Regions from separate parts of the Homo sapiens genome. Here all the other regions are linked to region 2. The links are chromatin loops, found by intact Hi-C in ENCODE. Cell type or tissue: B cell. All regions are shown on one strand.

Evidence for each region. Hi-C counts contacts between places; a loop is a spot of excess contacts. Peaks named below come from ENCODE experiments on the same cell type or tissue, not always from the same donor. Only the 100,000 strongest peaks of a DNase experiment are listed, where the experiment ranks them.
Region 1: it touches region 2 in a loop (7-fold over the local background); 3 of 110 quality-filtered maps call a loop at or near these places.
Region 3: it touches region 2 in a loop (12-fold over the local background); 7 of 110 quality-filtered maps call a loop at or near these places.
Region 4: a loop joins it to region 2, with 4 times the contacts of the local background. A loop is called at or near these places in 2 of 110 quality-filtered maps.

Annotation. Positions count from the first base shown.
Region 1 is chr21:42,060,057-42,068,056 of GRCh38, reverse strand. It overlaps a transcript of UMODL1 not described here. Among named protein-coding and RNA genes, the nearest start is that of UMODL1, 7.3 kb to the left of the region's middle. RefSeq lists enhancers at 152-706, 3,890-3,959, 4,910-5,019, 5,390-5,559, 6,540-6,779 and 2 more. In B cell, CTCF peaks have their summits at 3,753 and 4,093; DNase peaks (open chromatin) are centred at 4,216, 4,716, 5,316, 6,476 and 2 weaker places; H3K4me3 peaks cover 3,387 bases; H3K27ac peaks cover 4,691 bases.
Region 2 is chr21:42,532,811-42,540,810 of GRCh38, reverse strand. It overlaps SLC37A1 (solute carrier family 37 member 1), which reads right to left. Exons shown (of 20, transcript NM_001320537.2): 4 at 5,981-6,113; 5 at 5,261-5,339; 6 at 1,164-1,299. It overlaps LOC107987299 (a long non-coding RNA gene), which reads left to right and starts at 6,159. Exons shown (of 2, transcript XR_007067878.1): 1 at 6,159-6,668. RefSeq lists enhancers at 1-369, 4,694-4,743, 4,774-4,963, 5,014-5,063, 5,394-5,573. In B cell, a CTCF peak has its summit at 3,255 (motif pointing right); DNase peaks (open chromatin) are centred at 4,760, 5,690, 6,070, 7,860 and 1 weaker place; H3K4me3 peaks cover 1,573 bases; H3K27ac peaks cover 4,508 bases.
Region 3 is chr21:42,223,843-42,231,842 of GRCh38, reverse strand. ABCG1 (ATP binding cassette subfamily G member 1) reads right to left here. Exons shown (of 15, transcript NM_016818.3): 2 at 5,929-6,172. Among named protein-coding and RNA genes, the nearest start is that of ABCG1, 8.7 kb to the right of the region's middle. RefSeq lists enhancers at 3,178-3,427, 3,618-3,667. In B cell, no CTCF peak of the experiment used is centred here; a DNase peak (open chromatin) is centred at 3,552; H3K27ac peaks cover 1,128 bases.
Region 4 is chr21:42,411,186-42,419,185 of GRCh38, reverse strand. It overlaps UBASH3A (ubiquitin associated and SH3 domain containing A), which reads right to left. Exons shown (of 15, transcript NM_018961.4): 4 at 5,964-6,162; 5 at 5,663-5,776; 6 at 2,575-2,744; 7 at 577-785. It also overlaps the pseudogene RNU6-1149P. Among named protein-coding and RNA genes, the nearest start is that of UBASH3A, 11 kb to the right of the region's middle. RefSeq lists enhancers at 3,746-4,215, 4,306-4,395, 3,331-4,530. In B cell, no CTCF peak of the experiment used is centred here; DNase peaks (open chromatin) are centred at 1,465, 3,925, 4,715 and 6,445; H3K4me3 peaks cover 430 bases; H3K27me3 peaks cover 179 bases.

The DNA.
Region 1 (8,000 bases), 470 kb after region 2:
CCTTCGGACCCTTCTGGAGAGTTCTCCGGGCCGCCTCTGTTTTGCTCCCCTCCCCCATCTCTCTCTCCCTCACTCACACAGACACGTGCCCTCGTCTTTGTCTCTGTTTCTGTTTACCTTTGAAGAAGCTCGGCTTTCTTATCACAGCCCGAATGACTTTTCCTTTTCCACATTCCACTTCGGAGACTGTGGCCCTCCACGGGCAGCAGTTGCCGGGTTGGATGGAAAGCGAGGGTGCGGCCTGGGGTTGGGACATTGTCTCCAGGCCCCAAGGAGCAGCATGGGCCTGTCGCTTTCTCGTGGCAAGGCCAGAGCAGATCGGAAGGCGAAGAGACACGAGAAACTCCCAGAAGAGGCGCCCAGGCCTTCAGAGGTGCTTCCGTAACACAGCAAAGGCATAGCTAAGGCCAGGGGGGCAGTGGACACGCACGTGCCGGTGTGTTTTCAGACCCTGCATGCCTCACAGTGGAACCTGGGGAAAGCCCTGGATTAGGAGCCAAATACCCTCAGTCCAGTCCTCGTTCTGCCAACGGCTGGACAGGGTCCCCTGGGTGGCATTTATCCATTCAGTGCCTCGGTTTCCTAAATGAGAAATTACCAAAAGGGAATAGTGATGCCTTCTAATTTAATGGTGTTTTAATGCCTCCTGATTTTATGAAAACCAAATTAATTAATGTATGGGAATGCCTTCTAGAACTAGAGTGTATTTTAAGTATCCATCACTTATTGTCATTAAATGTAGGTAAGGCCATTACTGGGGAAATATAATTAAAAATAAAATGTGCTGGCCAGGCACAATGGCTCATGCCTGTAATCCCAGCACTTTGGGAGGGGTGGGGGGTGGATCACGAAGTCAGGAGTTCAAGACCAGCCTGGCCAAGATGGTGAAACTCCATCTCTACTAAAAATACAAAAATTAGCCAGGTGTGGTGGCACATGCCTATAATCTCAGCTACTTGGGAGGCTGAGGCAGAGAATTGCTTGAACCCAGGAGGCGGAGGTTGCAGTGAGCCAAGATCGCGCCACTGCACTCCAGCCTGGAGGACAGAGCGAGACTCCATCTCAAAAAAAAAAAAAAAGAAAGAAAAAAGACGTGTGCTCTAAACCCAGGAAACCTCTCCACAAAGGTGGAAAAGAAAGAAAAGTTTCATTATTGAATAACCGTTAAGCCAGAAGATGATATGCATCACAAGCAATGGCTAAGAGACTGCAAAGAAAGGATCTTATCCTTTTAAAGACTCAAACAGGTACAACTAACTGCATGCGTGTTTTCAACATAAACAATAACTAGTCCTTAAGGAAGAGGCCCTGACAGTGCCATTTGTCACACACCGTTGACCCCAGAACCACCTGGTCACTGGGGTTACCATCTGTGTTTGTTAATTGTCTGTATCTAGAAGAAGAATGAACTCCTATCTTCATGACAGGAGGTGGTTTTGCAGCTTGGAGCAAGATCAACTAAGTTAGGCTTTTGGCCTCCCTAGGAAACCAGAGAGGCCAGGAGACAGTTTGGGAGGCTGAGCTGGGCAGATCGCCTGAGGTCAGGAGTTCAAGACCAGCCTGGTCAACATGGTGAAACCCTGCCTCTACTAAAAATACAAAAAAGATTAGCCAAGCATAGTGACACACACCTGTAATCCTAGCTACTCGGAAGGCTGAGGCAGGAGAATTGCTTGAACCCAGGAGGTGGAGGTTGCAGTGAGCCGAGATTGCGCCACCGCACTCCAGCCTGGGCGACAGAGCGAGACTCCGTCTCAAAAAATAAATAAATAAATAAAGAGTAATGCTCAGAGAAAAAGGAGAGAAAAATCTCTTCCCTTCTTTTCAATCAGGAGAATTAAGCCTCTATTTTTAATTTGTCTCTGTCCTTGAAATCCTGAGGTGGTTTTAAGGGCATAGGGCACTTACCAGAGAAGACTGGCCTGGGTGCTTGCCAGGGCCTCTTCCAACTCTGAGATCGTGAGCATCAAGGATAAGCTTTGGAGCCTATTGATAACCGCATTAGCACCACGATCAGGAATGCTGTCGCCCTAACAATAACGTTAGGACAAAGAATTCACGGTTCATGTAAAAGAGCGAATGCAAGTCAGAAACAAAAATCCACCTATGTCTGGGTCCTGGGACCTGGCTGCGGAGGGCAGCGTGGTCTGGAGAATAGGGTGCCAGCCAGGCCTGGTGTCCTGACTTCTAGACAGGACTCCAGCCTGTCTGTAAAAGTTGGTGCAGGCTGAGTGCAGTGGCTCACTCCTGAAATCCCAACACTTTGGGAGGCTGAGGCGGCCAGATCACAAGGTCAGCAGATCGAGGCCCTCCTGGCCAACATGGTGAAACCCCCTCTCCACTAAAAATACAAAATCTGGGCATGGGGGTGCATGCCTGTAATCCCAGCTACTCGGGAGGCTGAGGCAGGAGAATCGCTTGAACCAGGGAGTCGGAGGTTGCAGTGAGCCAAGATCATGCCACTGTACTCCAGTCAGGGTGACAGAGCGAGACTCCGCCTCAAAAAAAAAAAAAGAAAAAAAAAGAAAGAGATCTGGTGCAGTCCTTGGCCACCTGGACTTCAGGGTCTTGTTTCCAGATAGTGAAGATAACTGGCTCGATCCACACCTGCACCAGCATTTCGTGACTGGATCATCTCTTAGGACGGGTCAGACCACGGTGCTTCTAGACCCATCAGGGCCATTCTGCACCCAGTAATGGATATCATCATGTGGCTTTGAAATAATGAAGCAAGAGCAATAGAATCTGAACTGAAACGCAATAACTGCATGAATGAGTTTATAGTGTGGCATCTTAGAAAGCTTTCTGCTGGAGGGTTCCAAATAAGTGACGCCAAACTCAGAGGGGATCGTTCCCCGCCAGCCCTCATCGCAACAGGCAGCTGCCCCAGCACAGTCACTCCTGGAAAACACCAATGTCCCAAGGCGCGGAGTCTTTCTGCCGGGGCTGAGGTTGGGATAAAAGGACATCACAACAGTGAGTTGCCTCTACCTCGAATCAGGCTTTAATGTTTAAGAGGAAAAGAGAGAAGGTGTACATTCCCCCAGCCGCAAGGATTTTCAAAAGTAAAAACAGAATACAACAGATTCAATAGTTCCAATAAATGATTTTAAAATTCTCAGATATGCGCTCTTTGTCAGGATTCTCCAGAGAAACAGAAAACTGATTTTAAAAAAAGAAAAGAAAAGAAAGAAATTTGTGGGCCGGGCATGTTGGTGCACGCCTGTAATCCCAGCACTTTGGGAGGCTGAGGCGGGCAGATCACCTGAGGTCAGGAGTTAGAGACCAGTCTGGCCAACATGGCAAAAACCCATCTCTACTAAAAATACAAAAATTAGCCAGGTGTGGTGTTGGGCGCCTGCAGTCCCAGCTACTCAGGAGGCTTAGGCAGGGGAATCGCTTGAACCTGGAGGCAGAGGTTGCAGTGCGCCGAGATCACACCTTTGCACTCCAGCCTGGGCAACTAAAGCGAAACTCTGTCTCAAAAGAAAAAAAGAAAAGAAAGAAAGAAATTTGTGATTCTAAGAAATTGAAATTGGCTCACACAGTTACGGAGCTGACAAGTCCACCACCACCTGCAAGGTGAGTCAGCAAGCTGGGGCCCAAGAGAGCCAACGTGTAGTTCCCGTGCCAACGTAGGCAGACTCAAGACCCAGGGAGAGGTAATGTTTCAGTTCAAGTCCAAAGGCAGCAAAAAGCTGATGTTCCAGTTCGGAGGCCGTCCGGCAGGAGGGGTTCTCTCCTCCTCGGGGGAAGGGGCAGCCCTTTTGCTCTTTTCAGGGCTTCAGCTGATTGCATGAGGCCCACCCACATTCTGCTTGACTCAGTCTATTGATTCAAATATTAATCCAATCAGATCAGAGGAGGGACCTGCAGAGGCACGGCCGGCAGAGAAACTGTTGGGCTGAACTGCCAACGGAGAACGCCAGGGATCTGATTCACCAGCAGCCTTGGGGACATTCACCTCGGGCTCGACAGACTGCCAGAAACCCCCCAAGCCCCAAGGCATCCATATAACGGCCAGGTTATTTCAGATTGACACACATCCTAATGTACGAGTCAGCCCACACATCCCACAGGCGCTGAGCATCTCTTGTTTTTCACCCCAAATAAACTCTGCTGAAACTGGGGGGCCGCAGGGTGTCGAGAAAAGGGAAGAAGGGCAGAGGGCAGAAGTGGGTGGTTTGCTCTGCTCCACCCATGGGAGGCTGGTGCACACGGCTGCTTCCGAAAGGGCTTCCTGCTTTAATTGCAGTGCTGAGACACAGGTGGCTCTCACGCCCTCTAATTCAGGCAAAGCCGCCACTGGGGCCAAGGGGAGCCGGGGGACAAGCAAGCGGCCAGTTGGGAGCAATGTTCACGATAGCTCCTTGCGTGCACCAGTCCCAGAGTCTTAGAGGGAGGGATTCCTCCAGGGGGTCTGAGGCCAGAGGTTTCCACTGCTCCTGTCCTAACGATCAGGTGAGCAGCCTCCCTGGGCTCCTGGGTCTAAGGCATCGCTCAGGAGGAAGGACCTTCACCACATTTGCCAGGAAGGTCTCCTGATACCCATGAAAGGCTGCTCACCTGCTGGGAAGCTCTTTAAAAAATCCCAATGCCTGGCCTCCAGCCCCAGGAAAGCAGCTTAGAATCTGTTTGGGGGACACCAGGGGGGACTCCGAGGGGCAGCAAGGTTGACAGCCTCGACCCAGTCCAAACACAGGGCAGCTTGCCAATGAGGAAGTGAAAGTGAAGGGCCCTTGGCCCAGGTCACCCTGTGCAGCGGGCTCAGTGGCAGCCCCCTGCACCCCTGCAAAAGATATGTCCAATCCTAACCCCAGGTACCTGTGAATGTCAACTTACTTGGAAAAAGGGTCTTTTTGCAGATGTAATTTAGATGAGATCATCCTGGATTTAAGGTGAACCTAAATCCAATGACTGGCATCCTTACAAAAGGAAGGAGAGAGAGATTTGAGGTGCATGGAGGGAAGCCCTGAGAAGCCATGGAGATTGGAGTGATCCATCTACAATGAGCCCGGGATGCCAGGAAGGGCTCACCCCAGAGCCTGGGAGAGGCAGGGGACGGTTTCTCCCTCGCAGCCTCCAGAGGAAACCAGCGCTGTCAGCCCCTCGATTTCAGACCTGCAGCCTCCGAGCTGCGAGAGAGTGCAGGTCTGTTGTTCAGCCTCCCAGCCTGTGGTTCTTTGTTTGTACAGTAGCCCCAGGACGTCGGTTAGGGGTGCAGCCTTGCTCACTCTCACGGGGCCCCTCCATTGGCTCTTCTCACCATCCACTTCTGCCCTCTGCCCGTCTCCCCCCTTCTCCGCCCCTGCGAGTCCCGCCCCAGTTCCGGCAGAGTTTATTTGGGGTGAACAACAAGAGACGCTCAGTGCACGTGGGGTGTGTGGGCTGACTTGTACATTAGGATATGTGTCAATCTGAAACAACCTGGCCATTCTCTCGACGCCTTTGGGCTTGGGGGCATTTCTGACAGGTTGTGGAGCCCAAGGTGAATGTCCCCAAGGCTGTCGGTGAACTGATTCAGATCCCTGGTGGTCGCGACTGACAGTTCAGCCCCTCCCTGGTTTCTCTGCCAGCTGCGCATCTGCAGGCCCCTCCCTTAGATCTAACGCATCTGTAATGCTTTCATCTCACTGAGAACCCTCCGCCTCTGGCAGGTTAGAGTAGCACTCAGGGTTGGATGTATTATCTCACCACATCTGCTTCGGTTTCCCCTGCAGAGGCGGCTCGGCGTTGGCACTGGCGCTGGCTGGGCACAGCCCTAACTAACTTGCTTCTTTGCGATCCTTCCCCCACTTTCATTTGGAAACGTTCTCACACTCTCTGCTTCTTGTAACCTCAACAGTGGGTGATGTTGAGAAAGTGTCATTTTTGTCCCAAGGCCTTTCTCCCTGTTGGATGGTCCCAGGGCTCGGCACAGCAGCCTTAGCAGGGCGGAGAGGGAAAAGGCCAGGAGCCCAGCACCGGGTGCAGTCCAGGGTCCCAACCTAGATTCTCTGCCTGCCGCGAGTTCACGTGGGGAAGGCCAATTTGTCCTGAGGAAACCACAGCTCAAGTGCTCACCATGATGCTGATGACAGTGGCCATCAGTCCCCACTGTCCCGCTGCAGATCTTGCTGATTTTCTGATACAGAGATGACCTCAGAGCCTTTTGGGTGGAGAAGAAAGCACCCAAGATCAAAGTCAGGGCCGGCCACTGGGTGCCACTGCATAGGATTTTGCCCTGGAGATAAGTTGAGGGAAATGAGGGCGCGAGAAGACGCTGCCTCACCTGCCCCTGAGAGAGCCCCACGGGGCAGTGTTCAAGACCCCACTTCCCGCAGGGCAGGGGCTGGGGCTTGCTGGGGACGTGTGTGGGATCTGAGCACAGGGACAGCCTCCAGCCTGTAACCCGTTGCCGCTTCCTCCTTCCAGAAAAAAAACATGCCTCGCAGGGGCAGGCCCAGCCCTGTGGGGTTTCAACTTCTGAAGCAGTTCAGGCGAAAGGCCGAAAACAGGAAGTGAGACTTGGGTGGTGGGAGGAGGGTATGGGCAGGCAGGAGGGATGCTGATACAGAAAATTCACATTTGAGAAGAACCCAACATATAAGAAAGGAGAGGAAAAGAGAGAGAGAAGACACCAGCACGAACTCCCCGTGGATGTGCCGGGTTTTTCTTCAGCTGCCTATCTGAGAGCCGGCCTCTGCCCTGCCCCACTCCTTCCACACACATTTGCCGGCCCTGCCTGCTGCAGGCCAGCCTGGGGCCTCAGTGGGACCCGCTCATGGCCTCCAAAAGCCTTAAAGTCTCTTGGGGGCTAAATTGTGTCCCTCAAAAAGATATGTTGAAGTCCTACCCCTCCGAACTGGTGAATGTGACTGTATTTGGGAACAGGATTTTTGCAGGTGTAGTTAAAATGAGGTCAAATTGGAGTAGGGTGGGCCCTAAATCTAATATGTCCTTATAAAAAGAGAGACATTTGGATGCAAATGAATGGAGAAGGGAGTACCATGAGACAACAGAGGTGGAGGGGGAGCGAGGCGGCTGCAGCCAGGGCACACCAGGGACCACCGCCTCCGCCCACACCAGCACAGGCCAGGAGGGCTCTGTCCAGACACCTGGATCTTGACCTTCCGGCCTCCAGAACTGTGAGGGAATCAACGTCGGTTGTTTAAGCTCCCAGTTTGCACTGCTTTGTTCCCAGCCCAAGCCGACTCACACAGAGTCTAAAGGGGAAGATGTTAAACAGGTTAAACATAATCCTCCCGCCTCAGCCTCCCAAAGTGCTGGGATTACAGGCATGAGCCACCATGTCCGACCCTCACTGCTTTTTTGTTTGTTTAGTAATTGGCTGGTTTTTTTGTTTGTTTGTTTCTTTAGACAGGGTCTCTCTCTGTCACTCAGGCTGGAGTGCATGACAGGATCTGGGCTCACTGCAGCCTCGACCTCCTGGGCACCAATCCTCCCACCTCAGCCTCCCGAGTAGCTGGGACTACAGGTGTGCACCTGTAGGTTAAACATAATCCCACGCCCAATTATGCCCAGACAACAGGGTCCGTGGCACCAACACTGAAGCCTGAAGGGAGAAGGGTCAGTTGGGCCCTCCGGAGAGGCTGGGGCCGGGAGCTGGCCTCACCCAGGAACCCATGCAGAGGGCAGGGACGCCGGAGCACAGGGCACAAGATGCATTTCCACTGCCCTATCACTCCACCCTTCCAGCCACACGCCAGGTCCCGGCCTGCCCGGCCCCCAGGACAATGTAGGTGCTGAGAGCTCTGCCTCTCTAGAAGTGGGCATCAAGGCAGGGCACCAGCGAACGTGGCCCCGGTCACCATCAGTTTCCGTGCACAGGGTGTGTCCCCTCACAGGGGCATGGTGACCGACCGAGGCCTCCAGATCACTTGGGGCAGAATCAGAAGAGGCCGACCTCAATTTCAGCAGGAATTTAGGTCAGATAATGAGGGCTGTTAAGTGTCAGGCTGCCTTGTCTGAGGTGCTGTGATGAGAAATGCTGGCATTGG
Region 2 (8,000 bases):
TCAAGTGTTATGGCAAAATCTTGAAAAGCAAAATTAAATACAATCTGCTTGATGGTTTTATAGCATTCCCCTGACCTATCTGGGGAGCCCCAGAAGCATCACAAAGCCCGAGATGAGCATCATTATTTCAGCAGCTTCCCTCGGCTGCTGAATATTGATCCACAGGACTGCTGGGAAGGGCAGAAGCCAGGAGATTCCGGAAGGGCTCCAGCTCCAAGGGCAAAGCCAGCGCGCGCTGTCCTCAGGCCTTCTCCCCTTCTAGCACCTTCATGATCTCTCCTGTTCTCTCCACTGACTGCCTCACACCCCCTCCTGCTGCCCAACTCCAAAGTCGGCCCTTCCTTCCGCCCTTGCATCCCTCTGTAGACTCCTCAGGTCTCCCCCTTTTTCCTCTCACTGTGACCCAACCAGCTGCAGGTTTTCCTTTGTAGGCTTGGACCCAAGTTGGTCCCTGAACACTCCTAGGCACTGATAAAGGTGTTTCAGTTGTTGACCCAAAACATGGAAAGAAACTAACCCTGGCCCTGAGCCAAATTCCTTAAACCCTCAAATAAACTCCATATGCCAACCCCTCACTGTGGACAGACCTAGGTGGAACGCCCTGTCCCGCTGTGTGTTGCGACCATACACTGCAGCCCTCAGTATGTAAGTTCCCCTAATACATGCTTTAAATTGATCACCCAGCATTTAGTGCTTTGTTCGTTGGAATCCCAACCAGCCCCATCTTGGGATGGTTTGGGGCGCTCCCCTGGTGGGAACTCCCTGCCACCGCTGTTAGGGTGACTGCAGCTGGGGCTTCAGCTGGAGGACACACCCTCCAACCCCTAAGTGGTCAAATCTTTCGCAAGATAAAACATTTCAAACTTATCCACATGAAGACAGAGTGACTCCCAAGGGCTCTGCATGTCAGTTTCCCTGCCGGGGCACTGACAGACAGCATTTTTTACGAGGCAACTCCTGAAATTAAGGAAAACCTCCTGGTTGCTGGAATTTCTAAGCAGAAGAGAAAGGGAAGGACTTTGTTACGTCAGCTGACCCTGACTTCCGACAGGACGCACTTCTGCCCCTTCCCAACACCTTGACAGAGGTGACGTGACATAAACACTCCACCCTATTCACCAAGGAAACCCCGTACATGGTGAGCCACGGATCCAAACCCTTACCTGAGTTACCACGTAGAATCCGAAACTGTGGATGTTGTAGAAATACCCTAAGCCGAACAGGGCGGTGAAGGCTCCGCTGGCGAGCATCCCGAAAGTTAGGTAATACCTAATCGGCAGGCGCTCCCCAATGATGCCACTGAGGTGGAGAGAAGGAAAGACAAATAGGAATAACAAACACGCCCGAATGTTAGCAACCTCGTGGCTGTTTCTTGCCGGATGCTTTCATGCTGTTCTCTGAGCTTGGGGAACTCTCAAGCCTTACAATTTCCAGGAAGATTTCATACACTTATTTCCCTATGGAGCGCTTACTCACCAGAAACCAGAGACTGGCAACATCTTAGAAGATTTTATTTCTAGTAGAAGTCCTATCTGTCAAATAATAAAATTCAAACACTAGGACTTATCTATGATAGCTGCCAATGAAAGGAAACAGGAACTCGTCTTGCTAGTTAATCCTGCTTTCACATAAACCATATCCAGTAAATGTATATAGTGTCTTAAAATTCCAGTTGTCAAACTACACCAAATGTCATGAGATCACTTATGACCCTGAGCAAGTCATTCGGCCCCACGAGCTGTAATTAAGTCACCTGTGTTAATACACCTGGCTGGCTGGGCTCAGTGGGGAAGTGGCTTTCAGCTGCTTTGCCACTACCGCCTCCTGCCACACCACTTTGACCTGATTTAAAGGCAGAAGATTTGCTCTATGGTAAGGTCTGAAATGCTGGGGTGGCATCTCTCTGATCCTTCTGAACAGCAATGCGATTCACTAAACAGCTACCCTCTTTGGTGTCTTATCTTCTAGAGCTGTCTGGGGACCTGGTGGCATAAGGGATGCTTAGCGCCTCACTAAAACAGCCTCGAGGGGGGTGGTAAAAAGTCTCCAGCTTCACAGCAGGGAACAGACTTAACAGTCTTTAGCCGCCATCACAGCACAATACCTAATGCCATCCAAAACATCCCTTACTGTTTTATGGGAAATGTCACTATGGACCAACTTAACATTGTGACTTATTAAGTAAACAGAAAAGCTGTAGAGTATCACGGATGGACGTGAGCCCTTCACAAGCATTAGAGACTCTATGGGTCTCACTTTCTTCTGTAGGGTCATTCTAGGAGTCAGATAAACAGGAAACCTAACACACAGTGACACCTGCCTGCCATGAACCCCACTCCGGGAGTCAGCTCCAATGTTCTCAGCTTTCATCTCAAAAACCTACGCCAGAGAGATTTTCCTTCCGAATTCACCAAGTAAAAAAGATCTACCTTGGATCATGCAAATGACCTTTTAAACACTAAAGCAGAAGAAAGTAACTTAAAATTATAGACAACATCCAGGTGAAAATTTCAGCTAAAACCTCACCACACACAGACTCAAGAGCATTGTAGAGCTAGAGAGTTACTGACTTCAACCTGCCCACTTCAGAGACCAGGAGATAGGTCCCTGAGAGGCTGGCTGACCTGCCCAGGTCACAGCACAGCTGGCACAACCAGATGGGCTCCTGAGAGCTGGGTGCTGCTGGCTAGGCTTAGAAGTATTCTCTAATCTTGCTATATGATTTGGGCCTACTTTGATCTCTACTGAAAAATTTTAAAGAAAAGGTCTAATTGAACAAACACCATTTCACATTACATGGGACTCATACAGGGATTCAAGTCCACGCTGCACCTGCTTGAACCCACCAGGCAGTACCTGGGCTGAATGGCTGTACCCTATCAGATCTGATTTCATCTGACATAGCGAACAAAACAGCACCCATCACTGAGACCTCAGGTAGGGACTGTCACACAAAAAGGCCCCTTCAATGCAGCAGCATGTGCCCTTGTTTTCAGTCATGAGTTTACTGTGTAGATGTCACATTAGACCAAATTTTGTTTTAATAACCTTACTGACAAGTTGCATAAGAATTATCTTTACCGTAAATAAGCAACAAGAAACCAGTTTATTTACTTAAAGCAGGCTTTCTGAACCCCAGCACTATTGATACTTTGGCTCCGGTAATTCTGTGGTGTTAGGGGCTGTCCTGTGTGTTGTAGGATGTTTAGCAGCACCCTGGTTTCTAGCCACTAGATGCCAGCAACATCCCTTCCCTGGCTGTGACACCCACAAATGTCTCTAGACATTACTAAATGTCCCCTAGGAGACAAAACTGCCCCCAGCTGAGAACCAGATTTAAATGCAGTTTTCCAGTAACTGAGAAAAACACATTCCCACTTTGGGTCTTTTTATACCACAGATTATTTGTGTTCAGTAAGACTGCAGTGTGGGGAATATAAACATTTGACCTCAAAGTGGAGAAGGTCTGGCAGCCTGGCTGAGACCCAAGCGCTAAGGAAGCCCCAGGTACACACCACACTCTCCAGCTAGGCTCCTGGTCTGCTGCACACCACACACTCTGGGATTCCAAATCTTTATTATTCATTTGTTCACTTAGACAAGTTCTGCAGCAGGAGGCAAATACACACGTTCAATAAAGGGAGAGCTATGCACTCTCCTCCAACAGCAGACACTGCCTGCCTGGGCACCAACCACCCACCAGGGCTCTGAGCGGGGTAGGGGGGCCCAGGTCTTGATGATCCTACACTCTGGGCAGGTCTCAGGGAAGCAGCTAAACATTTATGGGGATCCCTGGGTTTCTCCAGGCGGTAAAGACCTCTGTCTCTGAACAAAAGCCTCTTGGGACCACATGCCTCAGTCTCTGGCTGTGGTGTGACTATGGTTGGTCTCCATCAAAACTTGTGTTGAGGCTTGGTCCCCAGTATAACTGTGTTGAGAGGTACAGGGAGCTTTGAAGGGCATTTGGGTCATGAGGGATCCGCCTTGACGAAGGAATGAATCCGCAGGAGTGAGTGGCCGCGCTCTCAGGACTGATGAGCTATTGTGAGAGGTGAGAGCTGGTTGCTATAAAGCAACGTCACCCCTGTGCTGTGTCTGTTTTGTATGCCCTGCTCACTGCTAACCCATCTCACAGGGGCCTCTGCTAGGTGACGCCCTCCACCACATTACAATGTGGCACGAGGCTCTTGCCAGATGCAGCTGCCCAATCTTGAACTTCCCAGTTAGATAAAAGCTAAATACACCTTTTTTCATTATAAATTACTCAAGCTCAGATATTGTGCTAATAGCAACAGAAAATGGGCTAGAACATCCCTATACTGCCTTTAAAAAAAAACCTGGCTGGACTGACACAATAGCAGTTTTTAATCAGCCAATCACACGTCCTATGACCCATATAATATTCACCACCTGCCTTGGTCAGTTCAAAGTGGGATCAAGAATGGGCTGGGCTGGCAGCACAGGCCAGGCACCGTTGTGAGCTTCTACATACATTAACTCAATCTTTGCCCCAATCCTATGACATAAGAACTATTATTTCCTCCATGTTGCAAAGGGGAAACTGAGGCCCAAAGAGGTATAGTAACTTGCTCAAGGCCACATCCTAGCAGGTGGTAGAGCTGGGGTTCAGATCCCAGCTGGTGTCTCTCTGGAGTTCCCTGCCCACCACGCAGAGCTGCCTCTGCTGTACTCAGAGCTGGGACTCAGATCCGAGCCGGTCTCTCTCTGGAGTTCCCCACCCGCCATGCATGGCTGCCTCTGCTGTGCTCAGAGTTCTGGGGCCAAGCTGGGCATCCAGGTAGAGCTGTTCAGCACATCCTGTGTCAACTGTTTCGATCATCAGGTGAAATTCGTTATTTGGGGCATATAAACAGATGGCAACCTCTGAACCACAGGAGAGGTTGGGCTCTGCTGAACAGGAAACTAGTCCTCTGTTCCTGAATGACCACGTCCCAGGATTGGCAGGATTCATGGTAGGTCCTAAACTTCAGGGCCAGGAAAGCTGAGGGCAGCCTGTGTCAATTGGCACAGTGCCCGGGACACGGAAATCCTCTGCCTCGAGGTCCTGTGTTGTGGGCACAGCACACGCACTTGCTCTCTCCTAAGCTTGGCCTCGTCTTTGGGAAGGGAACAGCAGGGAAGCCAGTGGCAAGCGGGGGCCTCAATCCCGCGCGCCTGTGCACTTCAGCATAGCGGATGTCTTCTCTGCACGGAGGGGCCAGGTAACCAGGAAGGGTCTGGAAAACTGAAGGAGACCTACCTGAGGTACATCCCCACGGCATAGGCGCACAGGAAGGAGTAGTCCAGGGCCCCAAGCAGCTGCTGATAGTTGTTCTTATCTATATGAATTTGAAAACCAGCAGGACAAGCTCAGTATTGTTTAGTTTATGTTCTAGAGCACGGCTATAAAACACAAAGCATCTGTTCCCGAAATCGGGGTGTACTTAGTGAAACGCGTGGTTTTCCACATAGAAAACAAGGCGGTGCATTTTCTGTTCAGTTTCTTGCAAAGGAAAATGAAGTCACCGCAGTTTCAAATAATCACTAAATATAATACAGGCGTCATTCAGATGAGATAAAATCCCCATTGTGCATGGTGGCTGCACATTTGATTGATGCCTTTTCTTTTACGTGTCCACTGGCTTTTCTGCAGCACACCTGCCTAGGCCAGCACCCACACCAGCGCCTCGTGTCTCTCTCTTCTTCTCACCCACAGAACTATGCCCTGCAAGTCCAAAATACAAAATGCAAATGATCTTCAGCACATTTCCCCATAAAGAGAACCTTCTTTCAGGAGGAACAGCTCTGCGCACAGGCACTGTGGACACCGTGGCGGTGAAGTCATGTGCTTTTTGGTAGGAGAGGGCTGTCATGGAAATGCAGTTACATCTGGGAACAGCATTACTGCTGCTAAAGTGATTAATAGCAAGGCTGGAAGGACAGCCGCTTCGGCTCCTGGACGGACCGATAATCGACTTACCAAACGGTGCCCAGCCACAGTCGGTCTCATTGTCAGGGAGCTGGTGGGGGGCAGCGGACCCAGACTTCCTGTTCTGGCTGCTGAACCTGACGTCAGCTTCATCCCAAGCAGTGCAGTACTTGTGGAGCTCACCCTGGGACGTGATGGGAGGGCAGAAGCAGGGAGAGGAAGTGCCCTCAGTGAGGCTCAGCATGGGGCACAGAGAGGAACAGTCACCCCTCCTCTCCCAGCAGCCTGCCCAGGGCACCTGCACCCTGCATTCTAAGAGGGACACAAGGCGCTGCTGGCGGTGTGTCTGCAGGACCCACAAGAATGCCTGCTGGTGACGTTTCAGCAGGACTCTCCAGCAACCCCACTCCTGAGCACGTGACGAACATAAGCCATCTTCATATGCCACCAGAAGACGAGCCTCGGGAGCAGTTTTAGTTCTAAGAGCTCCAAGCTGAAAGCCGACTGCCTGTCATCCTTGACCACCTGTCCACAAGGAAGAAGGGGTACATTTTCCTAGATTCACACAACTGAATGCTACACACCCGTGAAAAAGAACAAGTTACAGGTCCAGGCAACAATGAGGATGAACCTCACAAACATAACATGAAGCAGAAGGAGGCAGACATGAAAGAGTACAGACTGCAGCATTCCACTCATAGGAAGTCCAAGCATGGGCAACGAATCCATGCGGCTAGAGGTGAGAGTCACGGTTACCTAAAGGGGGACAATGTGGGACAGGGGATGGGGAGCTGTCTGGGAGCCAGAAAGGGTCCATCCCTTAACCTAGAGGATGACTACCCCTATGGGCATGTACAGATCTGCCAAACTGTACACTGAAGATTTGTATACTTAGTAAGTGTAAATCATACCTCAATTTAAAAATATCCCTGGGGCAGGGGACCACCCACCCACCAAACTGTCCACAGAACCAGCAAGCAGGGCCAGGGTTGGAGACACTTGTCTGGGAGGTGGGAGGAGGGGAAAGCCATCGCCCTGGAGTTTGGTGACTGGCTGTGTGAGCATGTTACTTGCTGCCCCTGCCTCGGTCTCCCCCTCTGCAGACAAGGCTGCTGCCCAGTTACAGAAGTCACTGGGACCCGTGACGCTGAACACCAGGCTTTTTGCACAGAGCTTAGGATGACACGGCCCTTGTGAAACAAACCCTGGGCAGAGAGGAAAGCTCATGTGTCGGGAGGCAGAGGGGCCTGAGTGGGTGCTTCTTGTTGGGAGGCAGAGGGGCCTGAGTGGGTGCTTCTCGTTGGGAGGCAGAGGGGCCTAAGTGGGCTCTTCCTCAGGGCATTCCTTGGGAAGAGGAACAACACTTCCAGGACAGCGCCACATGTGGCAGGGGCTCGTCTTGTTGCGGGGGAAACTGAGGAAGACAGAATGTGCTCTGTGACTGTGTGTCCCTCCCTGGTGGCCTCTGTCGCTCCCATGCTTCTCTTCTCAGGGGTCTCTGTAGTGATCATTCTGCACTATTCAAGATTCAAAGGAGTTGCCCCATCAAGCGTGAGTGATGGCGGCAAGTGAAGTCCTTGTGGTCAGAGGGGTGTCCCTTAGGGGGATCGAGTGCCCATTCAGTGCCCGTGATACCAGAGGGGTGTCCTCGTGAGCTGGAACCTGAGAGAGGCCAGGGGTCTGGAGGGCAGTGCACAAAGCTGGCTCCAGGTCAGGGCACAGAACGCTGGGCAGGGAGCCACCCCAGTGCCCAGGCAGGCAGCAGCCGGAAGTCCTGCCCCCCCTCTTCAGGAGGGAGTGGCCAACAAGGCTGGCCACTTTCAAAAGGCCAGGGCTTTTGAATCGGAGCTAGACACCCTGATTTACAGCTGGCAGCACGTGGGCCACGTCACTGAGTCCCGGCATGTCACACGTGATGCAGCTGCTCCACGGTCACGTGACTCTGCCGTCATCACTGGGCTGTTCTGCTATAATTAAACACTGTCCCCAAAAACTAGCCAAGGGCTCTACTTTACAATGCAAAGTCATCATCTGCCCAGCAGCTCCCTTGGCAGAGCTGGTCCTCCCTGGA
Region 3 (8,000 bases), 310 kb after region 2:
CAAGAAAGCCCACTTTAGCACAACAGCCTCAAAGAAGCACAAAAGTAACTCACTTATGCTAGGGAACTATCCATCCCCCTTCAGCCTGAGCATCTGCCCCTCTCAAAACCCCTAGCCACAGGATCTCCACACTCTGCCTTTAACCGGGCTGCCTCCCCTCCCTGTTCTAGCAGGTTGGATCAAGTCACTAGCACTTGGTTGGAATCCAGTCTTCCCTTAATGGAATTCCTGAAAGGATTTATTCATGATGCCTTCCATGCACTTTAGCTGGCCTGTCATTACAGGCCTTGTGAAATGGCTATAGAAATTAAGAGAAAGCAACCCCGAATTTGAGAAAGGTGTCCAAATGCATTTTTATAGCGTAGAAGCAAACCAATACAGATAATCTGACTTGGCGCTGCCCGGAATATTTAACCCCTTCCTGGTTTTTGGCAAGGATGAGCCTGGAGGGTTGGGTTTCAAAGAAGGAGGCGACATTCCATTCCATCAGAGCGTCACCATGTGGAGGCCACGGCCTGACTGCAGATAGGAAAGAAAACGCTCTAAAGCCCCAGATATGACTACATTTGTTCTCAACCTGAACTTCGCCTCAAGGTAATCTTGGGAGGTAAATTTGATTTCTGAGAATCGCTTCACCTGTTGGAGAGAAAGCACGCCATGCACATCAGCCTCCCCTTCCTGGTGAGAAGAGGGAAGCTGGAGCCTCTCCAGAGGGACAGGAAATCCCTATAAATGGCCAATGGCCGCTGACATCCAAGCAGGCCAATTAAAAGGAAAATACATCAGTTTACAGCCAAGGCAACCCCACACCATTTCATAACACGGGGCTAGGCACAGCTGTGCCTTGGTGGTCCAGTCCTGTGCCCACGTCAGAGCTAAGCACTTGCTACGCTCCTTTTTGGCCTGAAATCCCACAGACCTGGTTCTGAGTTCCTTCCTCCCCACTCCTATGACCTTGGTCACGTCTCTGAGCCTCATGTCACAGGTTTCCACAGGAAGAATGTGCAGATCCTTCCTGAATCGGCCCCATGAGCCAAATGGATTGAAGAACGGCTATCATTCAGTCAACTACGCGTGGGAACCGCCGGGATCTCCTGGGGGATGGGCAGTGTACGAGTACCCAAGCATTCCATTTGTTCACTGTGGCCAATCACGCCCTAATAAAATGAGACCCTTGTGTGAATGGGCTCTGAAAGCAGCTTACGATAAAATCTGCTCATCCCCATCATCTTTACCTAAGAAGAATTTTATTCTGTGAACTTACTCTTAACCACATTCCTAAATGTTCTCAACATAGTGTCTACTCTGTAGGAAGAAAAGGCTGCTTTCAAAAGAGTCACACCTAAGGGTGAGGAGGAACAAATAAACCAGATCACTCTGATCTGTCCCCAGCGCAGTTTGTGTGACAGCACCAAAGCTGATATTGTTCCGAGCCATTTGTCCCATCAACACAAGCTACGTGAGTGAATTCCTTGAGGGAGAGTAATTACTGTATCTGAGGCCGGGGAAATTATCCTTGGGGTGTACTCCTCTCTCCTGAGAATAGTTCCTCTCACAATTATGTTTTCTGCTAGGAATCTATTATATGATCTAGTTTTCCCTCCAAAGACATCATTAGTCATATGGTGAAAATGTAACTACAATTGAAAATACAAGATGTTTTGTTAAAATGCCATATTCAACGCTTAGTAACTGTCAAGCTCAAAAGTTTTACAGAATCAGTGCCTGGCATCTCTTCTTAAAAATGCCGCTACTGTTTCCCGCATCGCCTTTCTTGTAAGGATTGTGAAGTTCTCCTTCTTTAAAATAATTACGTAGGACTTCATAAAGTTATTCTGGTCACAATGCTCAGCTTTGCTAGGGCGTTGTATGTTGCGTTTGTATCGCAGCACCATGTTTTGGGGGAAATCATGTGAGAAAAAGTCTTTCCTGGAAACAACCGGAGTGGTCCAGTGTCTTTGTAATGGGAAGGAACTTGGAGTCAGAATAGCTGGGTCCTAGCCCTGGCTCTGCCTTTGAGTGAATCAGCTCTGCGCCCGAGCTCCTGTTTCCTTTGCCCTACTGTGAACCATGGGACCAGGCACTTTCTTTCTTTCTTTCTTTTGTTTTTGTGTTTTTTTTTTGAGACAGAGTCTCACACTGTCACCTGGGCTGGAGTACAATGGTACGATCCCGACTCACTGCAACCTCTGCCTCCTGGATTCAAGCAATTCTCCTGCTTCAGCCTCCCGAGTAGCTGGGATTACAGGCACTCGCCACCACGCTTGGCTATTTTTTTTGTATTTCTACTAGAGACAGGGTTTCACTATGTTGGCCAGGCTGGTCTCGAACTCCTGACCTCGTGATCCACCTGCCTCAGCCTCCCAAAGTGCTGGGATTACAGGCGTGAGCCACTGTGCCCGGCCAGAACCAGGCACTTTCAAAACTGCTTCACTTCTTACCTTCGGAGACACCTCCCCAGCAATGCCAGGACATCCAGCCTCCGCGTGATCATTACAATTAGCTCAATGCATCAAACTGAATTTTTAAAAGTTGAAAACAATGGACTTGATACAGACAGCAAAATGAATATACTGAGAGCAGTCAGAGAAGTAGCCCCTGACCCAACGTCACACTTGGAGTCGCACAGAGATGATGCCAAATACAAACTCCGCCACTGTGAGAAGAGAGAAATGCAGAGTGAGGCTGGGCTCTGACTTCTCAGCCTAACCTAATCATGGCTGGGGACTGAGACCACCGCCAGCAATTGGAGGGACAAAAGCAGGAGCAGGAGGAACCCATGCATGGGAGGGGCAAAAGAGGCCGACTTGGTGGACCAGCAGGCGCAGAGGCGGACCAGGAGGGTGGCGACCCGTGTGGGTGAGGTCCAGTGGGATGCAGCTCCTCCTGCAGCCCCAACACAAGATCCGCATTTAATGCGCACTGTTATTGATTGTCCTGGCTTTTGGTTGGGGAAATATGGTACCCAAGTTTGGAGCCAACTGGACGCAGCACCCAAGAACAGGCTGGTGTTGGGACAACAGTGGGCACAGAGAGGGCTTCTGCAGCTAGCACCCTTTGGCAGGAAAAACTCTTCAGCAGTGGCAACTGAACCACCAACAGCAGGAAATCCTGTGGGCACCAGAGCCTCCAGGAAGAGCTCTGCTTCCCTGCTGGCTACATGGACCCTGGCACCCCATAAGGCCCTGTGCTAGACAAGGCATGGCCACTGTGTCGGAGTGCACAGAGCTAGAAATTGCTGTCCTCATCCCAGCCCTGCCCCTTTCAAGCCCAGGAGCATGGGCAAGTCCCTTAACCACCTTTGTCTCAGTTTCCTTTCTATTCTGTGTGCTGGAGTGATAAACCATCTAGACTCTGAATTGTAGGCACCAGGAACAAAGGAAAGGATGGGGCAGGCAGGGGAGGAGGAGCAGGGAGAGGGAAGACAGACGCAGGTGCTGCTGTGGCTGGGGAGGGCAGTGGGTAGGAAGCCAGACAGCAAAACTACCCTTGGCCCCTGCAGAAACCAGCAGCTGGAACACAGCAGACATATCCTGTCTGTCAACCCCTCTGGCTCCACCCATTTCTGAGTCATGGGCAGGTCCCTCGGCGGCCCATTGCAGGCTCTTCCCCTGCCTGAGCACACAAGGTTACTGTAGGGCAAGTCTCTATCTGGTGGCCACCCCGCCCGGGCTGCGCTCCTAAGAATGGACAGTTGGGGCTCCTCCCTCACTACAAGCCATTACCAGCTGGCTAACTGTGATGATTCATGTGATCAGTTTAAACACTTAGAGAATATAGGGGTGACAAGTCACATACTGGGTGATGTGGTTTGGCTCTGTGTCCCCACCCAAATCTCATCTTGAATTGTAATCCCCACGTGTCAAGGGAGGGACTGGGCGAGAGGTGTGATTGGATCCTGGGGGCGGTTCCCTCATGCTGTTCTCATGATAGTGAGGGAGTTCTCATGAGATCTAATGTTCTAAATGTGTGTGGGTTCTTTTATGCTCTCTCTCTCTCTCTCCCCTCACCCCATGCCACCATGTAAGACATGCCTTGCTTCCCCTTCACCTTCTGCCATGATTGTAAGTTTCCTGAGCCCTCCCCAACCATGCCAAACTGTGAGCCAATTAAACCTCTTTCCTTTAAAAATGACCCAGTCTCAGGTAGTTCTTTATAGCAGTGTGAAAATGGACAAACACACTGGGTAGGGGAGCGATACTCACTGCTTGCAAACACTGGCTACACCTGTGTGCCAGGCTTATGCCAAGACATTTCAAACCCAGATGCCACCAGGTTTCAGATGTCTTCATTTCTGCATTACAACCCATCTTCATTTTACAAGACACCTTTCCCAGCATTTTCTACTGTCATGACAACATTTCCAAGGCCACACATAACAGACGGACAGGAATCGCTCTATGTTGCTCACTGCTTTGCCATAATTTGTCTATATAGACAAACGACGCCAAAACATGACGCGGTGTCCTGGTTTCTTGATACATTTTTCTATAAAATATTTCTTTAAGTTGAGAAGGAGAATTCTAGAACCCTATGTTGAAATTTCAACATGATCAAAGGAGTGGGCCCACATCTGAGCCTGCCACAGAGCTGCTTTCTTAACAGAACAGGCTGGTATGCTCTGAAAATGCAAGTATCACATCACAGTGCTATACTGTTGTCTGTTGAGAAGGTACTGAATCTGTTTCTGCTTGTGCAAACACAGACATACAGTTACCCAGCCACCAACTGGGCTTGCAGATCCCAGGGACCAGTCTTTCAAAGCTCTAAAATTGTGATTACAATGAAGATGGGACTGCCCATGCTAAGGGTCTCAAAGACTTAGCTTCAAGAGGGTAGAAAAACAAAAAGAAGATAATAGGGAAAAGAAGAAAGACAACTGAAAATTTAAAACGTGAGTCTTGATTGGTCTTCTTCAAAATGAAAGAAGGGCTGAATCCAGTTTTAAGTTCAAAGTCCTAAAATATTAGCATATTCCAGGGGTACCTGAGTCATTTGTATTGTTCCAAAGTCCTCCCAGATTTTCAAATTGCTTTCCATGATTCAGTAGAAACTAGGGACCATGGTTTCTTGATGAAGTCTGACACGTCCTCTGCCTATCAGCTCCCCCAACCCACCTGTCTGATCCACTTAGGAGCAGACAATGAGTGCTTGGAGCATAAGGAGATGAAGGATAAATTCCACAGAAGAAACAGATCAGGCTTGAAAAAAACACACCAACCCAGGGCGGCATTAACTCCACAAACTGTGAAACTCTAGAGCTAGGGAAGGTTGCTGAGAAAACTCAAACTACCACTCATCAATTTCCTGTAACATGCAACAAGCTAGTGGCAAACTCCTGCACTGTGTGGCGTTCCAGACACCTCCTGAGCTCTATCCTCTCTGTTTTTTCTATTTTTATGTATCAGCTCTTTTCAACAGTTTAGTTTTCTTTCTAGCCTACCACAACCACCCACAAAAGAATCCTTTCAAGATGGGTCTCTGGAGAGGTCAGTCTAGGTCACTGGCCACTTTTTAACACTTCACGCTTGGGAGGGGGGCACCTGTCCCCCATTTTGCTCTGGGCGGTTGAAAAACAGTTCCATCTTGAAAGATGGACATGAACAGCATCCACAAAAGAGGACTCTCTCAGCACATGCCAGAAACAGGCACACTTTGACACCCGTCAATCTTTGTGAAATTCTCCATAATGACATCGCAGAATTTCAGAGCAACCATGAACTTTGAGATCACCAAATCCAACCTGTTCATTTTATAGGAGAGGAAAATTCAGGCAGAAAGCAATAGAATAAATTGACCACAGCAGTGACGGCGTTGGGAAGAGAAGCTCAGCCTCTCAACCTCCAGACCCCGATTTTGCCCAAACAACCTGTTGCCTCCTTCAGAGGCTCCTCCCAGCTTGATACACAAAGCAGCCGCCCTCCCTACCTTTCTTCCTCCACCAGGGTCCTTCAGGAACCGAATAGGAAAGGTCCCTGAATTCAATGTTCACAGCTGCCCTCCGAGGCAAGGAGGAGAAGCGCTGGGCTTCCGTGAGGTTATTATCTACTTTTTTCAGATGTCCATTCAGCAGGTCCGTCTCAGTGGCCTCCATGTTGCTGGACACCACCTCATCCACCGAGACACACACCGACTTGGGCTCCGTCATCTCTGCAGAGTAACTGCTGGCATTCTAGAAAAACCAGAGGAAGCAACAAGACCTGTTATAAGCTGCATCAAGAAAAAGAACATGAAGAGATTCACCATGAGGCTCAGGGTCATTGGTTATTAATAGCAACACTTCTTCCACTGCAGGAGCACCTTTGGCCCCAGGAGAAATGTGCCCACCTAGAGGAATTTGTCATCTCCGTCACATTTTCTTCTATTAAAAAATGCTTAAGGTAAAGTGTTACACTGATCTACAAGTCTTACTTTGGAATCATAAAATCTAATCATAAAACTATAATCCATGAATCATCACTTGCCTCAAAGAAGAAAACACTGGCCACCATAGGCATCGATCTATTTACAGTCCCCTCATTTTAAAAACCTCAATAAAGACACACCAGGTGCCTAAGAAATAAAAAACCGAGAAACTTATATTTACACTGAGCTGTTTTGTGCCTTTCTCGCGTAATCTCATAAAAATGTCTCAGGAGCAATGACATCACCTGAGCTGCTGAGTTTTGTGGGGATTGGCCTTTGTATTTTGCATTTAAAATTTCCAAATCACTTACAATTCTACTCTCTTGCTACCTCTTCATAATAGTGCTGAAAAGTTGGAATGGTTAACATTTTTTAATATGTTAGACAAACAAGGAAACTGAGATATAGACAATTTAAGGACCGTGTTCCAGGTCTCACAATCAAGTGAGTAGCAGAAGTTATCCCAGAATTTGAGTCATAAAAAAAAAAAAAAGATAGGTGTTCATTTCACTGCATCAAGAGAATACCTAATCTTTTGTAGCTACCATTGGCTTTTAAAGCTTCCATTGGGAGTCAAACGAACTGTAACTGATTGCCAAGAACCCAGAAGTACCTATGCAAAGAAAGAAATACCCTTTTTCAATGGCCTGGCAACCGTGAGCAAATCAATAAGCTTCAGGTACCTTCAAAACACAGAAGAACCCTGGGGGAGCAAATTGCTGTGCTTTTTCTTGCTGTCTTCCAAATCGAGAGAGAACATCTCACAGTGCCAAAAGCACACACACACCCCTTCCAGGCATCTTCTACCTCTGAAGTCCTTCATGAAATCAAAACTTAGCTCCTGCACTATAATATTGTGTGGCTAAAACTAAAGGTGCCAAGTGAAACTCTGACAAAGCTGAGCTTGGTCTGCTGGTCCCGGGCATGTGGGGTGTCTTGGATGCCAGCGTAAGTGGGTTCCCCGCATTCCCGAGCAGAGCTGGGAGGGTGTATGTGTGTCTGACAAGGGATCCGCCTTCCTTAGGGGTCTGGTGTGATGATAAGATGCAGACTCCAAGGGAGCGACCCCGAAGCCTCCTCCCAGCTGGTCCCAATGCCCCTGTGGCAGGGCCTCTTGGAGGAGCTGCTACGCCATGCCCCTCAGCCTGCCCTCTGGGATCCCATGCTGCTGCCCCAGGTGTTTAGAGCTCACTTTGATTCCAAAAGAGCCCCAAAAACACCAAATCTGGGCTTTGGAGGGGGGATGTCAACAAAGCTGTGGGACAAGACAATGCGCTCTAGGTCTGGTTCCCTGTGTCCATTTCCATCCCCACCTTGCCACACAAATAAAGACACAGAACGCGCTGGGTTCTACCCAATCCTGCTGGCAGATGTGGGCTCTGCCACGTGACCCCCGATGGCTGTGTGTGCAGTTGAGGGTAAGTCCTAGGGTGCTCGAGCAACTTCTCTCCCATTGTGGGTCCTCTCCACCTCCACCCCAGGAGGCCAGCTGCCACGCAACATCTGCACCCTCTCCCCAGGCACCCATTGCAGGTGTGAGGCCCCTGCTGAAGCCCAGGGACAGATGCTTCTTTCTTGTGGCTGAAGCCCACACT
Region 4 (8,000 bases), 120 kb after region 2:
AGGAAATCACTCCCACCAACAACTGTGTATGCTCAGGCGAGGGTGTGAAGCCTCAGTGGGGAGCCCAGCCCTGGCAGGCACCTTGATTACAGCCTTGAGACCCCGAGCTGAGGACCCAGTGAAGCTGGACTCTGACTCTCAACCCATAAATACCATAAGATAATAATTGCACTTTGTTTTAGTGGTAATTTATTATACAGTCATAGAAAACTAATAATACGACCTAGGACTTTACATTTCATACACGGAGCAGAAGAATAAATAAACCCAAGCTCAGGACCTCTGAGTATAATTTATTATGTGTGTGATAAAGAAGTAGTATTTTGCAGTAATTTGGGGATTACCATCTCAAATTACTCTAATGCAGAGTAATTCATTCTTTTTTGAATGTTATCATCAGAAAACCAGGGACGAACCAAGATGTTTACTATATACCTGCAGGAATAATTTTGTCAGCATACAGAATGCAATTTTACCAATAATGGAATGGTCTAGAAGCACACTGTTGGCAGGTGGGCACTCTCACACAGTAACTCAGAGAGAGATGACGGGGCTGCAGCCAGAGGCAGCACTCACCTGTGCTTCACCCACGTGTCAGACTCACTGGCTCGATCCGTGTAGTTTTCCGGCAGGAAGCCCCGGCAGCCCGTCCGCTGTGAGATCCCAATCACCCAGCCCTCGCTGGCTTCGTCCTGCTGCGTGGGGTCCACAAAGATGTAGTCACCAGGACTTAGCGTCAGCTCATCCACGTTCTGGGGTTTGTACTGGAATAGGGCTCTCAGGGTCTAGAAAAGAGGCAAAGGGGTTTCACGTCTCGAGCAAAGATTTACATTGGAAAATGGCAGCAATAGGAGGCCTATCACCTGCCACCTCCTGCTTTCTGCCCCTCCAATGTGTTCTGTGTCTCCAAGACTCCATCCAAAGCTTTGTCTGGCAATATATAGCACAGAATGTAATGAAACGCAGCATAGAATTCTTTGGATAGATTTAGAAATACATTTTGGGGCCAGGCGCGGTGGCTCACGCCTGTAATCCCAGCACTTTGGAAGGCCGAGGTGGGTGGATCACAAGGTCAGGAGTTTGAGACCAGCCTGGCCAATATGGTGAAACCCCGTCTCTACTGAAAATACAAAAATTAGCTGGACATGGTGGCGGGTGCCTGTAGTCCCAGCTACTTGGGAAGCTTGAGGCAGGAGAATCACTTGAACCTGGGAGGCGAAGGTTGAAGTGGGCGCAGATCACTCCACTGCATTCTACCCTGGGTGACAGGGTGAGACTCCCTCTCAAAAAAAAAAAAAAAAAAAAAAGAAAAAAAGAAAAAAAAAAGAGATACATTTTGGGATCTATCCATCATCCATCCATCTAGGTACTTTTTTGTCTACAAAAGATCTGAAGGCATAAGCAGACTTTCACATCCGCCTTCCTCGGTGTGAGGTTATTGACACCTCATACGATACAGAACATGGTGGATTCATTCACACGTGCTCTCTGGGTCTGAAAGGAGCATCACACACTTCGTTTCTAAACCCATCGATTCATGGGCAGGAAGTCCCAGAATGAGGTTTCACTCAAATCATTCTTTAAAGTGAATTGTGCTCACTTTGGCAGCACATATAACTAAAATTGGAATGCTGCAGAGAAGATTAGCATGGCCCCTACATTTAAAAAATAAATAAATAAAAAAGAATTAATAAGCAAAACATGTATTCATAGATCTTTACAATAGTCCTTTCCTTTCTGTCTTTTTTTTTTTTTTTTTTTTTTTTGCCAGTCTCGCTCTGTTGCCCAGGCTGGAGTGCAACGGTACGATCTCTGCTCACTGCAACCTCCACCTCCCAGGTTCAAGTGATTCTTCTGCCTCAGCCTCCCGAGTAGCTGGGATTACAGGTTCGTGCCATCACGCCCGGCTAATTTTCTGTATTTTTAGTAGAGACAGCGTTTTGCCCTGTTGCCCAGGCTGGTCTCGAACACCTGACCTGAAGTGATCCACCTGCCTCAGCCTCCCAAAGTGCTGGGATTATAGGTGTGAGCCACCACACCCAGCTTCCTTTTCTAATATTGGAAATGCTTCTATTTTGTTGTCTGTGCATCTCTAACTCACATATAAAAGAATGCTGGTTGTAAATTGCACAAGAAAGAGAATGGCTTTAGAGAAGCAATAGAAATTTTCCTTGCTACTAACATATCTCCCTTGGAGGGCTCCAGGGGGTACATGCTGTCAGGTGAGTGGCCGTTCACTCATCTGCTTCTTTTTTTGAGACGTCTCGCTCTGTAGCCCAGGCTGGAGTGCAGTGATGCTACCTCCACTCGCTGCAAGCTCCGCCTCCCGGGTTCACTCCATTCTCCTGCCTCAGCCTCCTGAGTAGCTGGGACTACAGGTGCCCGCCGCCGTGCCTGGCTAATTTTTTGTATTTTTAGTAGAGACGAGGTTTCACCATGTTAGCCAGGATGGTCTCCATCTCCTGACCTCATGATCCGCCGCCTCGGCCTCCCAAAGTGCTGGGATTACAGGCGTGAGCCACCGAGCCCAGCCCATTCATCTGCTTCTTATGAGCCCCTGCTCAGCTCTCTCACCTGGTAGTGCACAAAGCGCATGTCTCGGGAGTAGAGTGCTGCGGTCCACTGGCAGCTGTGGCCCAGGGGGATGGCTCTGGCCAGCTGCTCCAGCGTCCTCTGGTGGTGGGGGTAGAACTTGTGGGCCAAGGTCAGATGCAGCTGTTTGGTGCAAGGCTTCACGGAGCAGTCTGTGAAATCAGGGAAACACAGAGGGTGCCAGGACACCGTTACCTAAATGTCTCCTTCCTCCGACCTCCATGCTTCCTCCACAAGGCAAGGGCTCTCAGAACTCAGAGCTCATTTGGCCCGCTCAGAACTCACATCATAAAGGAGATGGCTGGATCCCTGTAGATTTTTCCAGGAAGTAGGAAAGAGGACGATATGGAGATGTGGGTTCAGGGTCTCGGGGGCCTATCGGTTTGCAGGCTAGCTGCCCGAATGCACGATTCAGATGCACAGAGTAAACGGCTCCTCCATTCCCCGGGGTGTGCACGTTACCCAGTGGCCTGGACTTGCAGGCCCGAGCTCCAGTTCAACGGCTTTTTGTTTAATCGTAGAGTTTCAAGAAGAAAACTCTTTAGGCAACAAAACTATAAAACACACAGTGTCTTTAAGGTTCACCTTGTTTTGGTGAAGCAGGAAGTCCTGGGAGTGGTTGAGCCTCAGGTCTTTTTGGGTGTCCTCTGCCCCTGTGGCCCTAGCCCTCCCTGGTCCTGCCAGGGGCTCTCAGGTCAGTCTGAGCAGAGCAGCTGGCATCACCAAAGCAGCCAGGATCTGATTTCAGTTGAGCCACAAAGTATTTTATGTCCTAGGGAGGCGGTCTGTGTCTTGACGGGAACAACACAAACTTTGGTGTCAGATAGACCTAGTTTTAGGCTGCACTTTGCCCCCTTTTGCAGGGTGACCTTGACTGAGCCTCTGGGCCTGCCCAATTTCTGCTTCAGCAGCATCTGCTGGAGGACGGCAGCGCCTGCTCGCCAAGGCTGCAGTGGGAAATCAGCCTCCTAACCTAAAGTTTCCTGCTAGAGACGCCGTGTCGGTGCACAGACGTACCCTGCCCCCACTCCACGGCAGGGCACTTACAAACAGGATCTGCTCACCCCCTAAAAAAGGTCAAGGTTGATGCAAGCCTTTCCCTGGAGCCCCGAAGTTGGGGCTCACTGCTGTCTCCCACGTGAGAGGTGAGCCTTTAGAGGCAAATGGGAAGCTCCCACGGTCTCTAGGAAAGCTGGGGCACTGAGGCTGCACAGCCCAGAGCAGCATGAGTGTGTAGGTGGTGGGGAGCAGCATGAGTGTGTAGGTGGTGGGGAAATTCCTTTCCTGACTTTTGTTTTTAGCAGTCGGGGAGGACCGCCTTGCCATGCGAGTGAGTGTGGCCTGGGAAAGACCCACTGCAGGTTGCTGACGTCAGAGTGAGTCACACCGACTTCTGAACGGGTCCTTGCGTTTCCTTCTCTCTGCGGACCTGTGCCTATGGGCACGTTTCACTGGGGAGGACCAACGCGGGCAAGGGGGCCTCATGCATTTGCCCCAAGAGGGACCTCGGCCACTTCAGAGCAGTGACTGGTCACTCATCACTGAGAGAGTCCCCTCCACCCCCTCGGTGTCAGGCTGAGAGCATGGGCCATGGAAGGGCAGGACACAGCCTGCTTAGGGTCGGGGCGTAGATGTGAGGTCAACGCTGGCTCCCACAGGAAGTGGGGCTGCCCAGCATGAACCCAGGCAGCATGGAGCAGGACAGAGGTGGGTTCAGGTCCCTGCTCCGCCAGCCTGGTTAGGGGACTAGATTGGTTTCAAACAACAGAAATGTATTGCCTCCCATTTCTGGAGACTAGAGGTTCAAAATCAAGGTGTTGGCAGGGCTGTGCTCTCCCCGAAAGCTCCTGGGAAGGGTCCTTCCTGGCTTCTTCCAGTTTCCGGTGGCCCCAGGCGTCCCTTGGCTTGTGGCTACATCACTCCAGTCTCTGCCTCAGTCGGCACATGGCTTCTCTGTGTCTCTGTGCGGCCTCTACCCTTACGGGAACCCACCCTAATGCAGTGTGACCTCCTCCCAACCAATCGCATCTGCACAGGCCCTATTCCCAAGTGAGGTCACATTCCCAAGTTCCTGGTGGACAAACATTTTTAGGGGACACCGCTCTACACACCACAGGACCTTGGGCAGGCCCTTCACCCTTTGCAGCCTCAGTCTTCCTGTTTTTAAGATGCTGCCAATGAGGTTCACTGGGGGAGGGCCTGGGTGTGAAAGAGCCATCATTTGATAAAGGATACTAATCCACAAAGACCGGGGGCGACTTTCTAATTATTCAGCAGATTCGATCTCCAGACTCACAAGCTGCCATCCAAGTGGAAGCCCAGGATTCAGGGATGGATTTACAGGCCAGGATCTGTGCTTCATACATGTCTGAGCACAGACAGACACGCTCCCAGAGAGAGAAAGTGGGGAGCCCTCCCACCAAGGCACTGCGGCCTCGTCAGATTTTAGAGTCGGCAAATCTCAGCAATACTGAGTGCCTTCTGTGTCCCGGGAACTATGGCAGGATGGGCCACAGACTCAGGCAACATTGTTCTTGAAGAGTGAGAGCCCTCATTGTTTTGTAGAGAAAGAAAAAGAGACAGAGAGAGTGGACATGACTTGATTAAGGTCATGCCACTCATCAGGGACACAGAAAAAAATCACATCTTCTGACGTCAAGTCCACAATCCTTTCCACTAAACCCCAATGGTAGCCTTGGTCTCCAGGCCAGGGCTGGTGTTTGGAGAGAAGGGAATTTTGATGATTCTGAATATGAGTCTAAATAATCTTTCCCTGGAGAGGCCAAGGAGAGAGCACTAAGCTCATACTGAAAATACAGAAATAAGTCACGTAGGACTTGTGTGTCTCCCACTCAAGGCTGGGGTGGGGAGGCCCTGACTCCCTGTGTGCACCAGCCTCCAACCCCGTCACAGTCACCCACTCAGGCTTGATGCTTGGCACACCCTTCTGGGGCACTTTCCCAGGCTGTTGGCATATAGCTAAGCATTTTAAAAACCACATAATGAGAACAAGGCTATTCCCGCCTAAAGAGAAGACCAAAGCTGGTCCGGAAGCTTTCTAATGGCTTACATTTTTGAAGGATGTAGTGGCTCACGAAGGAGGCTCTAGTTAAATTGCTCAGCCTCAGGTTAGGGCCATGTCCAGGCACCTGGCTGAAAATCCAGAAGCGGGAAACGGAAGTGCCTGGGTGAGGACAGGTGCAGCCACTGAGCCCGGAAGAAAGCCCACCCAGCCATCCCACCATTGCTGCTGGGCTCTGCTCCCCTGGAACCCACCCACTGCATCCATGTGCCGGGGGCTAGTCCCTGCCACAGAGGGCTCACTCACTGTGAATCCAGCCCTGTGTTTGCAACTGGCCAGGGCTGCCCACCTGCTAAGAGAGATGCTTCCGTGGCGAAGGTCATGGCGAATTCCCGGATGACGTCTGCGGGGCTGCCACTGACGAAGAAGCCGAGGTAGCTGATGGAGGAGTGGAGAGCCAGAGGCACGGCCGTGGGGAAGGAGCCCAGGAGCCTGTCTCCAGCTCTCTTCAGCGCCTCGTACAGGCATTCCACCTTCTGGTCTTCACACTAAGGGGACAGAGACAGAGCCTGTGTTTCCACACCTCTCATCAGAAGTCATCTATTAATTTAATTAATAACAATCAGGCAGCAATTAAAGTGAGATTCTTTTCTGTTCAAAGCGCTGTAACATAATTTATTGCGTCCCTTTGTGTCTGGGGTTATGGATTTGTTCTATACCTGGACCTCGGTTTTTTCAAATATTTCAGGTAAGTTTCTTTGCAGGTTGGAGTCTCCTTTAGGTGCCCAGGTTGGAAATCCCCTGGTCGTTGAACTGCATCCCCTCCCTCCATGGCACGTGCTCATCACCTGCCAGGCCCTTTCCTCAGTCCCATGGCACACTGCTTTGCTCAGGTTTGCATGATTTGGCTTCTGGAGGTTTCTAGCAGACTCCAAGGCTGCCCAGGCACTGCTCAGAGCCTGTAGTGAGCGGGACTCAGCTGCACTTCCAGCTGCGGGGCCACCCTCTCTTCCACGGCTGAGCACTGAGTCGGGTTCCACAGGGACTCCTCTAAGGCACTGAGGCTCTGCCTGCCTCCAACCCTCTCCTCCTCTTTTGCCTTCACCAGCAGTCTCTCCCCTGTGCGTCTCCTGCACTGGGAATTCTGCCTTGGGGTCTGCTCCCTGGAGGACCTGAGCCTGCACAGCCCCTGGCCCGGCCTCCCTGATGCCCCCTGAGTGGCTGCAGGACCCTCTTTCTGATGCAGCTCCCACCCCTGAGGCCGCAGGCTCTCTGTCACCTGGAGAATCCCTCAGGCCCACGGAGCCCGACAGGTGCTGGCCCGACAGCCTTGCCCACGGGGCTCCCACCCCCATCCTCCAGCCAGACGCAGCCTCTCCTGACATCTGGGCTCGGTGTTGCCTACCGCCCTGGGGAGGCTGCTTCCTGGGCTTGAAAACCTTCCCAGTGCCATTGGCCACATCGGACCACAGGGGAAACCCAGACACCACACCCTCCTGGCGGGAGTTGGCCTGATCCCTTCTCTTCCCAGCACCGGGCTGCCCTCGGAATTTCCCACAGTGCTTCTTACAAGCCCAAGTATGAGGCCAGATCACAGTGTTTAATGCAGCTTCCGTCTCCCCATGGACAGGCCGGCCTGACATTCCTCCCTGTCTGTTTTCTCTGCAACCCTCAACGGCACTCAACACAAAACCACCCAGTGAACACATGTCCATTCCTGAATCCGTCTCACATTGTGTTTCTTGGCCTCAGATATGTAATTTTCAAGAATAGTCATGTTATAAGTGTAGCTGTGATCAATATCACACTTCGGAAGATTAGTGTTTTCATTTTACAGCATCAAGGTACACAGTGAGTCTCCGTTACACTCTTCTGCCTGTGAGGGGAGCTCCACTAACCACGGCCAGGCCAGAACTGGGGTGGGGGACTGGGAGGAGCTAACGACAGAGGGAGGTGTGTGAGTGTGTTTGTGTCTGCATATGTCTATATGTGTGTGTGTCTGTGTGTGTGTCTGCATATGCGTATGTCTATGTGTGTCTGTGTGTCTGCGTATGTCTATATGTGTGTCTGTGTGTATGCATGTGTGTATCTGTGTGCATATGTGTGCATGTGGTGCTTATGTGTGTGTCTGTATGTGTGCATTTGTCTATGTATGTGCATGTATGTGCATGTCTGTGTTTGTGCATGTGTGTCTATCTAATGTGTGTCTCTGTGTGTGTCTGTGTGTGTCTATGTGCATGTATCTGTGTATTCCTGTGTGTGTATATCTGTGTGTATCTGTTTGCATGTGTACCTATGTACATGTAGTGTGTATGTGTGTCTATCTGTGTGTGTCTGTGTATGTCTGTATCCATGTATGCATGTATATATGTGTGTGTCTGTGTGT